Regions from separate parts of the Homo sapiens genome. Here region 1 is linked to region 2. A link is a loop called in an ENCODE intact Hi-C map of the cell type or tissue named here. Cell type or tissue: endothelial cell of umbilical vein. All regions are shown on one strand.

Region 1 (8,000 bases), 1.5 Mb before region 2:
TGCACACACACGCGCACACACATGCACTCACACACACGTACGCACACGCGCACACACACATGTACTCACACGTACACACAGATATGCACTCACACATGCCCACATGTGCGTGCACACATGCACTCACACATGCACACACACATGCACACACATACACTCACACACAGAGTAGGAAGACATATTCTTAATGTGAAAGTTCATGCGGAAAGATAAATCATATACATGAAAAATTGGAGGAAATACTTTAAATAACAACCATTTTTATAGTTGGAGGATGGGGTAAAACAGTGAACAAAACAGATATAATCCCTGCCAGTAGCTCCCCAAGGGCAGTGTGGTGGGTACAGTCTGCCCTGGCAGGGCACCCAGGCATTTTTCTTAGAATTGGTGATGCATGGTGATAATAAAAAGCAGACTGACTCTTTGTAGGCTTAGTATTGTTTTCAAATTGTCTACAGACAATGCATTTCCTTATTGCCTGCACCTGGGGTGAGCAATTCCCATCCCCTCATCCTTGGCACACCATTACTGTCATGCCACTCCGGTGGGAAGAAAAAGACAATGGCAGGTAGTCTAAAGTCACTCAGTAAGATGAAGACAAATAAGAGTAAGGCAAGGAGGAGAGGCTACCATTTTAGATTGGGTGGTCAGGAAAGCTCTCTCCTGATATATGGATTTATATATACGGCATATTCATGGTCATATGTAGTTTAACACAGTCTTTCGTATTTGTTATGCACCAACTCTGTATTGGGCACTGTGCTGAGCCGAGCTCAGTGTGAGGTGCAATAGAGCTTTAGAGAAGGGGCGGTTGGTGTTGTATGAAGGCACCGAGGGATTCATTGGAGAAAACTAGGATTGGATGGCTCAATTGTGAGTATCCCACCTAGATATTCACATGAAGACACACTGTGTATGTGTCTTGCCTAATGTCTGGTAGAGTCATGAGCACAGTAGGCACTCAGTAAAGACTTAGTAAGCCTGGTTGCAATATGAAAGAAATACTGGCTGCATTGAGGGCAGCATATATGTCATGGATGTACATATCACCTCAACTAGCTGGAGGGCAAAGTCTATTTTGTACGCCCTCTTTTGGTTCACATAGATTCAACCCCTGGGAGATTGTTTCTCCGTTCATCCTCCAAAAGACAAAAAACAAGTTGTATGTCTGAGAGGAAGGAGTTTAGAAGGCAAATTATTTTATTTTTATCAGCTGCTAAGAATCTCTTGATTTTTCTTCCTTTTTTTTTTTTTTTTTTTTTTTTTTTGGGACAGAGTCTCACTCTGTTGCCCAGGCTGGAGGGCAGTGTTGAGATCTCGGCTCACTGCAACCTCTGCCTCCTGGGTTCAAGCAAGCACGTCTGGCTAATTTTTTTTTTTTTTTTTTTTTGGTATCTTTAGTGAAGACAGGGTTTTGCCATGTTGGCCAGGCTGGTCTTAAACTCCTGACCTCAGGTGATCCACCCGCCTCGGCCTCCCGAATCTCTTGATTTTTACAACTCTTTCCTGCTGAAGCTAGAGACAGGGTTGGCCGCTCAGGGTATGACCCATAGTGTCTGTTGCTCTCTGGTGTTTGTCTGCTTTATGGAAATCCTTTTGGTATAATAGACAAGTTTGGCGCACAAAGACTGAAACACAGTCTGATGTGCATTTCTGGGATTCTTGACATGACGATTGTGAGTAAAAGGGGCTAAGAAGTGAAGAAAAAATACCAAACAAGTGTTTTACTAGGAGCTAATCATTGCTCTTGTTTTAACAATTTGGTCAGTTTGAAGGTAGCTATCATTAATTCTCCCTTCAAATTCTCTGAAAAGAAGTGCAAAATTTCTCTAACTGTATTTAAATGCATTGAGCATGGAAGCATATAAAATACAATGAAATAAAGGAGTAGCTGTGGTGAATTTTGGAAGGGGAAGGAACTCTAAAGACAGCATTTAATATTTTAAAATCTTCATCTTAAAACCACCAACACATATTCCTGTCACTCAACGCAGGGACTTTTGGTTCTCGTTAAGGGACTGCTGGATGGAGACTGCATTCCTGTTTACAATATGCCAAGCCATATTTTTTTTAGTAGATTGATCATTTAATTGTGATTTTCAGTTTTTATTACATTATTGAATTCAATGATGCCTGTAGTGTCAGGGTAACTAAACAACTGCCTAGAGCCTTAAATGTGGAATTATGAGATCACAGAGTCAGTTACAAAATTTAATTTATAGACCTAGAGTGATACATGTGAAGAATTTAAGAAGTCAAATGATACTGTATATAGCATATAATAGGAGATTACCAGCAATCCCCCTGCTCTACCCCTGTCTTTAAATTGGCTCCCCCAGAGGCAGCCACTTTCCAACTCTTTTTGGATATTTCTTTTTTTTTTTTTTTTTTTGAGATGGAGTCTTGCTCTGTCGCCCAGGCTGGAGTGCAGTGGCACAATCTTGGCTCACTGCAAGCTCCGCCTCCCGGGTTCACGCCATTCTGCCTCAGCCTCCCGAGTAGCTGGAACTACAGGCACCTACCACCATGCCCGGCTAATTTTTGTATTTTTTTTTAGTAGAGACAGGATTTCACCGTGTTAGCCGGGATGGTCTTGATTTCTTGACCTCGTGATCCACCCACCTTGGCCTCCCAAAGTGCTGGGATTACAGGCGTGGGCCACCGCGCCTGGCCCTCTTTTTGGATATTTTTATTGCCCTATATCTAAATAATGTTTTTATATTGCTTTTTTGCTGTATACACTTGAAGAACATAATATAATCTTCTGGGAAGATTTAATTTTCTTATATCACATCTTACATTCACTTCTACACTCAGCTTCCCAATATCATAAAATTGTCTAAAATTTTTTAGTTATGTCAATATCCAGGGCTTACATTATCATGATGTGTCACATATAATTTTCATTTTTTTTTGCTTTGTTTGAATCATTGCCTTGTTTTTACAATTTGTTTGGCTTTGGTTCCCTCAAGTTCTCTAAAAAGAGCTGAAAATTTTTCTCAATGTTAAAAATAATCAATTCTTTTCCTCGTCAATAAACTCCTCAATCCATGTATGTCTTTAGTGACTTTTTGGTTCTATCAACTTGTTCTCCCCATTGTGTTCTATCATCGATGAAAGAGGAATGTTAAAATATTTAGCTATGTGATTGTACAATTGTCTACATCTTTTAGTTTCATTAATTTTTGCTTTGCGTATTTTGAAACTCTGTTATTAAGTACATAAACAATCATGATTCCTATGCCTTCCTAAAAAATGACTCTTTTATTATTAGAAATGAGCCTCTTTGTCTGTGGTGGTACTCTTTATTTTGAAGTCAGTTTTAGCTATTATTCATGAAACTGCTTCACCCTTCTTGTACACATTTTTCTCTTGGTTAACTTTTGACTTATCTGTGTCTTTATATTTCAAGTGTTTTTGCAGGCAAAAGAGAGTTGCTTTTTAAAAATCCATTCTGATCATTTCTGCCCTTTTTCCCCCTTAGGGACAGGGTCTCACTTTGTCACCTAGGCTGAAGTGCAGTGGCATGATCACAGCTCATTGTAACCTCAAATTTCTGGGCTCAAGTGATCCTCCTGCCTCACCCTCCTGAATAGCTGGGACTATAGGTGTGCACAACCACACCTGGCTAATCTTAAATAAAAAAAATTTTTTTTTTTTGAGATGGAGTCTCGCTCTGTTGCCTAGGCTGGAGTGCGATGGCATGATCTCGGCTCACTGCAACCTTTGCCTCCTGAGGTCATACGATTCTCCTGCCTCAGCCTCGTGAGTAGCTGGGATTACAGGTGTGCGCCACTGTGCCCGGCTAATTTTTGTATTTTTAGTAGAGATGGGGTTTCACCATGTTGGCCAGGCTGGTCTTAGGCTCCTGACCTTGTGATCCACCTGCCTCGGCCTCCCAAAGTGCTGGGATTACGGGTGTGAGCCACCACGCCTGGCCTTTACATTTTGTTTTTAGAGACAGGGTCTCACTATGTTGCTGAAGCTGGTCTTGAATTCCTAACCTCAAGCAATCCTCCTGCCTCAGCGTCCCAAAGCACTGGAATTAGGTGAGCTACCGTGCCTGGCCTAATTTCTGCCTTTTAATGGGAGTGTTTAATCTTTTAACATCTAATGTAATTATTAGTATTGCACAATAGACCTCCTTATTCATGGAGGATATGTTGCAATACCTCTACTGGATGCCTGAAACTGAGGGTAGTACCAAACCCTATATATGCTATGCACAAATTTCTTTTTCTTTCTTTACAGTTTCATGAATAGAAGATTAATTCTTACAGTAGATCAGGGGTGTCCAATCTGTTGGCTTCCCTGGGCCACATCGGAAGAAGAAGAATTGTCTTTGGCCACATGTAAAATACACGAAGATTAATGATAGATGATGAGCTAAACCAAAAAAAAATCAGAAAAAAATCTCATAACGTTTTTTACAAGTTTACAAATTTGTGTTGGGCTGCATCCGTCCTGGGCTGCATGCAGCCCACGGGTGGCGGGTTGGACAAGCTTGCAGTAGATTCTAGCAATCTCAGCACACGATTTTTTTTTCTTTCCTTACTATGTCAAGAATTTTCAAATGTTCACTTAAAGGAAGTACTTTGTGGCTTCTCTTGGGCATATACAAATTGCCAACTTTACATGTCTTGTGTTTGGAACCATTATAAAGTAAAATAAAGGTTACTTGAACACAAGCAATGTGATATCGTGGCAGGAAATCCGTCTTTGTCTTAGGCTACTAAGACAATGGGTGGGTAGTGGATACAGTGTGGATATACTGGAAAAAGGGGATGATTCATGGTTTATGATTTCATCATGCTACTCAGAATGGAGTGCAATTTAAAACTTACAAATTATTTATTTCTGGAATTTTCCATTTAATATTTTTGGACCAAGGTTGATTGTGGGTAACTGAAACCTTAGAAAGTGAAACCATGGATAAGGGAGGACTATATCTGTAGTTAAGTCTGACATTTAATTATTTGTCTGTCTTTTTTTTTTTGGCCCCTTCTGTTTCTTATTCTTCTGTAACTCCTTTCTTGGTTTATTTTGTATTGTTTGAATAATTTTAGAATTTCATTTTATCTGTTGACTTTAGTTCTACTTCTTTGCATTATTTAACTTTTTACAGTTTACTTAGAGTTAATGAGTTAATATTGTACCACTTTACATAAAATGTAGAACCATCAACAATGTAGTTCCATTGATCTCCAACTCCCATCCCCTATGCTATAGCTGTCCTAAGTATTATACCTATGTGCATTATAAACTTCACAAAATCATAATTTTTACTTTAAGCACTCAAATGTATTTTATTTTGTTATTTTATTTTATTATTATTTTTGAAATAACTTCTCAGCCTGTTGCTCAGGCTAGGGAGCAGTGGCAACTCATGGCTCACTCAAGCCTCATTCTCCTGGGCTCAAGCGATCCTTCAGCCTCAGCTTCCTGAGTAGCTGGGAGCACAGGTGCATGCCACCACGCCCTGCTAATTTTAATATTTTTTGTAGAAACAGGGTCTTCCCATGTTGTCCAGGCTAGTCTTAAGCTCCTGGTCTTAAGCAACTCTTCTCCTTCGGCCTCCCAAAGTGCTGGGATTATAGGCATGAGCCACTGTGCCCACCTTCAGATGTATTTTTAAAAATTAAGATAAAAAATAATTTACATTCAATAATATATCATTTTTATTCTCTTCATACCTTTTCATAGTTTCAAATTTCCATCTAGAACCATTTCCCTTTAGCCTGAATAACTGTCTTTAACATTTCTTATTGTACATGTCTATTCTCAAATTCACTTAGTTTTCTTTTATCTCAAAATATCTTTATTTTGCTTTCATTCTTGAAGACTATTTTCATTGGATATCAAATTCTGGCTTACCAATTTTGTTTTTCTGTAGCACTTTAAAGATGTTTTTGTACTGTCTTCTGGCCTCTGGAGATTTTGATTAGTCAGTGATTATTTGAATCACTATGACCCTGCACATAAGGTACTGTTTTTCTTTAGCTACTTTTAAGACTTTCTCTTTATTTTTGGCTTACAGTTACTCCACTCTGATGCGGTAGATGTATTTATTTTGCTGAGCTTCTTAAAGATATAAATGTATGTATCTTTAAAGATATAAATGTATATATCTAAGATATATACATTTATATCTTTAAGAAGCTCAGCAAAATAAATACATCTACCACATCAGAGTGAAGTATATATCTTCATAAAGATATATACATTTATATCTTTTCCTAAATTTAGGAAGATTTTGGCTGTTATATCTTAATTTTTTTTTCTGTTTCATCCTCTCTGCAGGTTCATAAATCTCTTTTTCTCTCTCTTTTTTAAAGTTCATTTTTTTCCTCTCTGTTGTTTAGATGGGATGATGTCTATTGATGTATCTTTGAGTTCTGTTTTAAGCCCATCTAATAATTTTTTTAAATTTTTATTTCTGGAATTTTTCTAATCTTAGAATTTCTATTTAGTTTTTTTATTTGTAGTTTTGATTTCTTTGCTGAGATTTTATTTATTTTTTTTCACAAGCATGTGCTTGTCTGCTCCATTTAGCTTCTTATAGTAGCTGCTTTAAAGATCCTTGTCTGCTAATCCAGTATCTGGATCATTTCTGGGTTAGTGTTCACAGATTGTTCTCTCCCTCCAAGCTAGGCCACATTTTTCTGGTTCTTTGTAGAGAGCAGTTTTTCCAACCCCTGCCGGTGGACTGCTACGGGTCCATGGCCTGATAGGAACCTGGCTGCAAGAGCATTCCCGCCTGGGCTCTGCCTCCTGTCAGATCAGCAGCGGCATTAGAGCGGCATTAGGAGCGGGAACCCTGTTGTGAACTGCACAGGCGAGGGGGATCTAGATTGCATGTGCCTTATGAAAATCTAACTAACGCCTGATGATCTGAGATGGAGCAGTTTCATCCCGAAACCATCCCCCGCCCCCACTACGTCCATCTCTTCCATGAAATCAGTCTCTAGTGCCAAAAAGGTTGGGGATTGCTGTTGTAGAGTAGTTTTTGTACCTGGACATTGTGAATGGCTGGATTCTTTTACATCCCTCAGAAGAGTATACTTTTGTTTTAGTAGTCAATCACTTTGCTTAGACTCAAATTGTAAACTTTGTCTCGGGAAGTAACTCAAATTTCAGTTCAGTCCTGTTGTCTTTGGTTGGGCTGTGCGCAGTCTGCCCCATATATGATAGATCAGGAGTCAGCAATAGATTTGGCAGAGTTACACACAGAATCCAGGGGTCCCCTGCTCTTATCTTTCTTTTCCAAGATTCCTCTTTCACTTTTCAGCAGCTGTGTTTGCCCCAAAATTTGTTTTCTGGTTATTCAGGCCAGGAAGGCTGTGGATTTCTATCGGAGGTTAGCTGTCCTGTGGCTCTGACTTCAACCAGCCCTCAGACTAAATGCTGTAAACAAGAAACTCACTGTATGGCAGTACCTTCTCCAAGTTTCAGTGCCCACCACAATCTCCTTGCTTTTGTCTAGTTTCCAGTGTCTTTGGGTAGGTGGTGTTTTTTGTTTTGTTTTGTTTTTGTTTTTAAAGTATTTCCAGCATTTGTACTGTTTCTCTGTGGGAGGGTCAGATTTGGTAGGAGTTTAATCATCATATAAGAAGGGGGAAAAAAAAACGAAAAGAGCTCTTTGTGATTCTTTAGCATTCCCTATTTATCTGGTTTTGTTCTCTGTCTTTAATGTTAAAGCCTTTCTCAAAATGTCTGGTCCTTTATTGTTTGTTCGTGTTTAAAAAGTTCTGTGTGCAAACCATTGTTCTCATCCAAGGATGAATTTCTTGGTAGAGTGATGAAGGAGGGGATGGCTATTTCCTTGGTAACTTGAAAATACTACGTTTTCCTCGAGTACATTCCATTTTTCTTGGGAACATTATTCCAATTTCTTACTTGTGGGAAATCTGCTTGGATACATGCAAAACAGAGTTAAGGAAAAGACTCAGAATTCAGTGGTTAGATTTTTAATGAATTCTTCTATTTTTTCAGCCCAGTAG
Region 2 (8,000 bases):
AGTGGTGCCATCTCAGCTCACTGCAACCCCTACCTCCCAGGTTCAAGAGATTTTCCTACCTGAGCCTCCCGAGTATCTGGGACTACAGGTGGGGCCATCACATCCTGCTACTTTTTGTGTTTTTAGTAGAGACGAGGTTTCATCATGTTGGCCAGGCTGGTCTGAAACTCCTGGCCTCAAGCGATCCTCCCGCCTTGGCCTCCCAAGTAGCTGGGATTACAGGCACTCGCCATCAAGCTCAACTAAATTTCGTATTTTTACTAGAGACAGGGTTTCACCATGTTGGCCAGGCTGGTCTCGAACTCCAGACCTCAAGTGATCAGCCCACCTCGGCCCCCCAAAGTGCTGGGATTACAGGCGTGAGCCACCATGCTCAGCCTCTCTCAGATATTCCTGTCTGTCTTTCTCAGCTCCTCCATGTCTTTCCTCAAATATTATTTTCTAAATAAGATTTTCTTTTGCCTTCTTATTTAGAACTGAATGTTCCCAACTCCAACCCCTAGCACTCTTTAATCTCCTTTCCAGCTTTACTTTTCTTTATTTTTCATGGCCCTAATTATCTCTCAACATACTCTATTTTTCTTATTTTGTTGATTCTCTCTCTTCTCCCACAAGAATCAAAACTATCTCACAGCCAAAATATCACCTGGATCATAGCAGGCACTCAAGCACCCCGTAAATGATTGTGACATAAATGAAGTTGACAGAATTACCTTTAGCAACTATGACACAGATATAGGAACTTTCACTAAGCTCCTTGAGGGCAGAGCTGGATCTTGCATGGCCTATGAAAATGTCTTTTTACCCCCAGCTCAGGACTAAAAATGGAGCAGGCACTAAACATGTACTTATGGCATTTTTTAATGTTTTTATTGTAGTAAAATATGCATAACACAAAATTTACCATCTTAACCATTTTTAAGCATACAGTTCAGTGACATTCACATTATTGTATAACTATCACCACTACCTATCATCTCCAGAACTTTTCATCTTCCCAGGCTGAAATTTTGGACCCATTAAGCACTAACTCCCCATTCCCTACTCTCCTCAGCCCCTGACAGCCACTATTCTACTTTCTGTCTTTATGAATTTGACTACTCTAGGTACCCTCACATAAGTAGATCATACAATATGTGTCCTTTTGTGACTGGCTTATTTCAGTTAGCACAATGTCTTCAAGGTCCATCCATGTTGTAGCGTGTTGTCAGAAGTGCCTTTCTTTTTAAGGCTGAATAATATTCTATTGGATGTATATATCACAATTTCTTTATCCATTTATCCATGAATGGACACTTGGGATGCTTCCACCTTTTGGCTATTGTTAATAATGCTGCTATGAAGATGCAAGTACAAATATCTATTCCAGTCCCTGCTTTCATTTCTTTTGGGTAAATTCCTAGAAGTGAAATTTCAGGATCATATGGTAATTATATGTTTAATTTTTTGAAGAATTTTCATATTGTTTTCAATAGCAACTGTGCCATTCAGCATTCCTATCAGCAATACACAATGATTCCAATTTCTCCATATTCTCATCATGCATTTTTTTGTGCTGTGATTTGTTTGTTTGTTTGTTTTTTTATAATAGCCATCCTAATGGAAATGAAATGATGTCTTACTGTGGTTTTGACTTGCATTCACCTAATGATCAGTGATGTTAAACATCTTTTCATGTACTTATTGACCCTTTGTATATTTTCTTTGGAGCAAAGTCCTTTTCCCATTTTTTAACCTGTTTTTTTTTCTGTTGTTAATTTAAGGAGTTAATATATTCTGGATATTAATTCCTTATTAGATGGATGATTTGTAAATATTTTCTCCTATTCTTTGGGTTGACTTTTCACTCCATTGATAGTGTCCTTTGATGCTCAAAAGTTTCTTATTTTAATAAAATCCAACTAATTTTTTCTTTTATTGCCTGTGACTTTAGTGTCATATCCAATAAATAATTGCCAAACCCAATATCATAAATATTTCTCTATTTTTTTTCTAAGAATTTCATAGTTTTAGCTGTTATGTTTAGTCTCTGATCCATTTCGAGTTAATTTTTATATATATAGTGTAAGGTAAAAGTCCATGTTTATTATTTTTCATGTAGATACCCAATTTTTTCAACACTTTTGTTAATAAAACTGACCTTTTCCCATCGGATGGTCTTAACACCCTACTTAATGGCTGTATTCGTCTGTTCTCATGCTGCTGATAAAGACATACCAGAGACTGGGCAATTTACAAAAGAAAGAGGTTTAATGGACTTACAGTTCCACATGGCTGGGGAGGCCACACAATCATGGTGAAAGGCAAGGAGAAGCAAGTCATGTCTTACATGGATGGTGGCAGGCTAAGAGAGAGCTTGTGCAGGGAAACTCCCATATTTAAAACCATCCAATCTTGTGAGACTCATTCACTATCATGAGAACAGCACAGGAAAGACCCACCCCTATAATTCAATCACCTCCCACCAGGTTCCTCCCATGACACGTGGGAATTGTGGAAGTTACAATTCAAGATGAGATTTGGGTGGAGACACAGCCAAACCATATCAATGTGGCATTTTAATTAAGTCACTTTATAATTAATTCCACTCTATAAAGAGTTTGCAGTTTATTGCATGGAATGATAAATTCATTTCTTCTTTTGGGTGGATGCAAGCAGTATACCTCTGTGAACAAAGCAGAAAATCACTATACTTGCCGTTTCATGCCCTCACTTCTATAATGGTTTGACTCTAAAATGTGCAGCAAACTTCTTTATATATATTCAAAAGAATGATTTACCCACTGTCTGATTTAATGCTTTTTAAAGCCTAAAAGCCTGTCAAACAGACTGAAGAATCATTTTCCATCCCTTTATGCTCCTGTGCCTCACTGTGGGCGACATTACATTACCCTACATTGTGCCTAGGTGTGCTCTTCCACCAATAGCAAGCCTACTGTCCTACTGAACAACTGCAAAAGTGAAGGATTTACAACAGGAAGCTTCCCCAAATGCTCATGTTTACTTTAAACCAACAATCATTAAGGAAAGAATCTGGTGGAAGGAAGACACAAGGTGACTTGCAAAGTCATTAATAAGAGGTCATAAATAGGTATAATCGAAGGTTTGGGCTTCTCTTAAAAAAAAAAAGAGAGACTTAAGAATTAAGTTATAATAATATCCCATTTAATGCCTGAATTTAAATGAAAAAGGGATCTACTGCAGGCCAGGTGTAGTTGCTCACACCTGTGATCCCAGCACTTTGGGAGGCCAAAGCAGGTGGATCACTTGAGCACAGGAGTTCGAGACCAGCCTGGGCAACATAGTGAGAACCTGTCTCTACAAAAATTAATGGGGCATGGTGCCATGAGCCTGTAGTCTCAGCTACTCAGGAGACTGAGGTGGGAGGATCGCTTGAGCCCGGGAGGCAGAGGTTGCTATGAGCCAAAATCATGCCACTGCACTCCAGCCTGGGTGACAGAGTGAGACTCTGTCTCAAGATTTAAAATAAATAAATAAATAGTAAAAACTACTGCAATAGGTTTCTGTAGATGTTATAAATTATAAATATATTAAAAACTGTGGTATTATTATCACAAGTTATCTCAATTATTTCATAGATACCATTCTTCAAGAACTCTATATACGAAACTATGATTTCAAAAATGTTTAACAATAGGAGCTTAAAATTAGATAAATTATTTTAAAAACTAAGGTTAGTACTAGTATAAATACCTGAAACCCTCAGGGAACCACACATCTCGATGAACTGGAAGGCACCACCAAGAGTTTTATGGTCACTCTGTCTTTCACTACTACCCTATTAATATGACAAGTATATTTGTGAACCTAGAAATGGACTTAAGTCTATTATTTGGAAAAAACTTTGTGTTTCTGATTTGTCTAGTTTAATTACAACTACAAATATTAATCAACTTCATCACTGGGTGGCATTGTAAGTACCCATATATGTTGGAGACTTCATTGAAAAAAAAGAGAGAGAGAGAGAGAAAGATCTGCTTTTAGAAAGTGTACCGACTTGGCCAGGCACGGTGGCTCATGCCTATAATCTCAGCACTTTGGGAGGCCAAGGCGGGAGGATTGCATAAGCCCAGGAGTTTGACCCATAGTGAGAAACATAGTGAGACCCTGTCTCTACAAAAAATATTTTTTTTTTAATTAGCCGGGCATGGTGGCATGCACCTGTAGTCCCAGCTACTTAGGGAGCTGAGGTGGGAGGATGACCTGAGCCAGAGAGGTCAAGGCTGCAGTGAGCTGTGATCATGCCACTGCACTCCAGTCTGGATGACAGAGCAAGACCCTGTACCCTCACCCAAAAAAATGTTTATCAGGTGATATCAACATGGACAAGCCTAGACTTACAAAAAACATTAGCCAATCCTAGAATTTTTTTCTAATAGTTAAATGATTATGATAACTCAAGAGCAGGATCATAGGAATATTGCATAAAAATAATAATTTAATTAAATTTAATTTAAACATAGGTGTTTACCTGAAACAGATGTGCCAATGGAGAGCTGAGTACATTTAGCATAAGTAGAAAGTATAATACCTAGCCTATATTACTTACAGAATTTGGAAGATAGCTCCAACGTGGGAGCCACTCTGAGACAAAGCTAGAACCCCCAAATGGCCACGAGGAGCTTATGACGCAGACTTTCAGCAGTAGCCAGAGGACCCTCTTTTCTGAGGCATAAAACATGGTACTGACTGAAGAGCTAAGGCTAGTGAAGGCAGTCGCTGTGTCCTAAAAGATGTTGTCTACAAAGTGTCCTCTAGTGGTCAAAGGCTATCACTGCATGTTAAAAATAGCAACCTTTCTCTTGTAAGACCATGAATCAGCTCTCACCGGTACTGGGTAGTTAATCTGGTGATTATTATTTTTCAAGTATATAAATGGTTTCCCACTTATCTTGATATCAGGAGACAAAGAAAACAAGGTCATTAAAAGTGTCCTGATTTAGTGGCCAAAAAAGGCGGTAGAGCCTAGCAATTAAAAGCGTGATTAGGAGTTAGGCAGCCTATGTAAATAAAACCTTGCTGTACTTCTTACTCGCTTCGTGACCGAAAAAATGAATTAAACTTTTTGCTTGTCAGTTAACACATCTGTAAAGTGGAGATAACTTTATTACCTCATAGGATAAGCTTCATAATAATCCTATAAGGTAATAAATATTAATCAAATCTGGAGCCACCTTAACTCAGAATCTTTTTTTATGTTATAATAAATTATCCTCACTTTTAAAGCTGCTTTCCATGTGTGTTTTCTACTATTATTTTCAGCCATTGCCATCCTACAAATACACTGACTATTATAAATAAATATTTTAGATTAGAATGTGCAGTCTTACTACAGGCTAGAGTTTAGTGTACTAAGGATTATTCTATTATATAGATTATCTAAGCCACTAACTAGGTAGATGAGAAAACCAAGGCCCTTAGAGTTTCGATGTCCTATCCCAGGTCACACAGTTAATAGAGTTGGGATTGTCTGAAACTCAGTAGGCCTAACTCCCAGTCCAATGCTCATTTATCATATGATTTATTTCACTTTTCTTCCCAATCCATAAAAGTCACCACAGATCACACTCCAGTGCAGAGGGAACCAAGAAACCAACTGCTTCTTCAACATAGTTTCCAGACATGGCAACAATTAACCACTTTTTGTAGGCAGTTAATGGATTAACACAACCGCTAAGATTATAATGAAAAGATACTGGAAGAACCACTGTGAAAGCAAAACATCGGCGAGTTCACATCTTACTGAAACATCAGTAATTAGACATTGATATGTGAAAAAATGTAGGCAAATGATGAAACCGGGTTAATGTACTTACTCCATAGCCAACCCATCAGACTACCTTCACCCACTTCCTGCTTTCAGTCCAGCCCTGATAAGAGTTATTTGGCTGTCATTCTGCCTTCCCTCCAGTTTACCTCCTGCCATCTCTTCTTAAATCTGTAGATATGTAATTTAATGGCATCACTATTGGCCCAATGGCTTAGACCCAAAACCTGTAGTCTCTTTAGATGTCTTTCATATTCCATACCCAAACCATTAGCAAATTCTGAATTTACCTTCAAAATACATTCCAAATCCCATCACTTCTCACCAACTACACAGCTACTACTTTGATCCTTTTCTTCATAAACCTTCACTTTGCTAACTACTACAACTGCCTCATAACAAATACTTTGCTTCCACTCGTCTGTTATAGCCCAAAAAATGCTACATTTAATTATTTCTGTGTTTAAAGCCTCCAGTGGCTTTTTATCACATTCAAAATAAAATCCAAACCTGTTACCTTAGTTTACAAGCCCATCTTAATATGATCCTTGGCTCTACTTTCCAACTGCATGTCCTGTTCATCCCACTCTACACTGCCCTCCTTGCTGCTACTTGAAAAAGCCATGCTTTTTCCCAATTTAGGGGTTTTTGTCTATGCAGTTTCCTCTGCTGAACAGATTTCTCCTCCCAGTATTCCAATAAGTGGCTCTATCGCTTCAGTCAGGTCTCTGCTCAACTGTCTGTCACCTGTCAAAGAAGCAGTCTCTATTTCATCTACATTAGAACACCTATCATTCTATCCCTTCATCCTGCATATTTTTTCTTAAAGCATTTATTATTACCTTACATTATATTACACATTTGTTAACTTTTTATTATTTGTATCTTGCACTAGAAGATAAGCTTTGTGGTGGCACAAACTTGTTTTGTTTACTGATGTTTCCCCAGCTCCTAAAACAGTGCAGAGCACACATTAAGTACTCATAAGTTATAGTCAGAGAAATGAATTAATGCCTCCATATTTCACCTCTTAACTTCTGAGCATTGCCCACTGTTTTCCAGTTTGAAAACATAATCCATGCACTAATTAACTATTCTTAGATGCCGCATCACAATTTGTGGTTCTCCCTCTTTCACTTCAAGTACTGAAAGATACAGATCAATTGCTGGATGTTAAAGTGATCTAATGGTAGAAACTGTCTCTCAGCTATTTATAACCAGGCTACAATGCCTGAAATTCTATAGCAAGCCTCTATAAAATTTCTTCAGCTCTCACAGCTTGCTGTCACCACATTTAAAATTGCTTTATGGGATTGAAAGGTGGAGGCAATTTGTGGTCCTAAGTAAAACTACTTGCTTTCAGTTAGTTTGGCTGTGAAGCAAGAAGATGGTGAGTATCCAGGATGTCAGCTGTGATCAGCTTGTCTTACTATCTTCTGTTAAATATGGCACACAGGGCCGGGCGTGGTGGCTCACGCCTGTAATCCCAGCACTTTGGGAGGCCGAGGCGGGTGGATCATGAGGTCAGAAGATCGAGACCATCCTGGCTAACACGGTGAAACCCCATCTCTACTAGAAATACAAAAAATTAGCCTGGCATGGTGGCAGGCACCTGTAGTCCCAGCTACTCAGGAGGCTGAGGCAGGAGAATGGCATGAACCCGGGAGGCAGAGCTTGCAGTGAGCCGAGATCACGCCACTGCACTCCAGCCTGGGGGACAGAGCAAGATTCCGTCTCAAAAAAGAAAAAAAAAATGGCACACAGAAAATACTGAAGAAATGATTCTGTTGCAGGCCCAAGCCTCAGAACCATCTAATAAGGTGACATGAGTGTCTTACTGTAATTTAAGGTTGAATTAGGGCCTTTGGGCATCACAATACAGTCTAATTCAACCATCACAAGCATGTCTTTAGAAGGGAATATCCTTGCAGGTCTACAGAAAACAACTCACATTCTGCCCCACTGGGTTCCATAATGTAGGATATCACCTGCCACACTCATGACTCCGTTCATGTTTTCTTCCAGGAGTCATTGCCTCAACAGAACATTTCCTGGCTGCAAGCACATCCAATACAAGGCATAAAATAGCCAGTCCTGTATAAAACATATGAAATGGTAGTTCTTTTAAATACTACATTTTGAAGTCTGGAGTCAAGAAAAATGGGTCCTATATTCCCATCTTTTTGGAAACTATCGAGAATTGTTATTTTAT

The links. Peaks named below come from ENCODE experiments on the same cell type or tissue, not always from the same donor. Only the 100,000 strongest peaks of a DNase experiment are listed, where the experiment ranks them.
Region 1: it touches region 2 in a loop (8-fold over the local background); 2 of 110 quality-filtered maps call a loop at or near these places.

Annotation. Positions count from the first base shown.
Region 1 is chr12:69,868,859-69,876,858 of GRCh38, forward strand. The region is part of intron 2 of MYRFL (myelin regulatory factor like); the gene reads left to right. Among named protein-coding and RNA genes, the nearest start is that of MYRFL, 48 kb to the left of the region's middle. RefSeq lists an enhancer at 2,946-3,115. In endothelial cell of umbilical vein, no CTCF peak of the experiment used is centred here; a DNase peak (open chromatin) is centred at 4,723; H3K27ac peaks cover 890 bases.
Region 2 is chr12:71,387,959-71,395,958 of GRCh38, forward strand. No RefSeq gene overlaps it. Among named protein-coding and RNA genes, the nearest start is that of LGR5, 48 kb to the right of the region's middle. RefSeq lists a silencer at 4,591-4,885. In endothelial cell of umbilical vein, a CTCF peak has its summit at 4,777 (motif pointing left); a DNase peak (open chromatin) is centred at 4,793.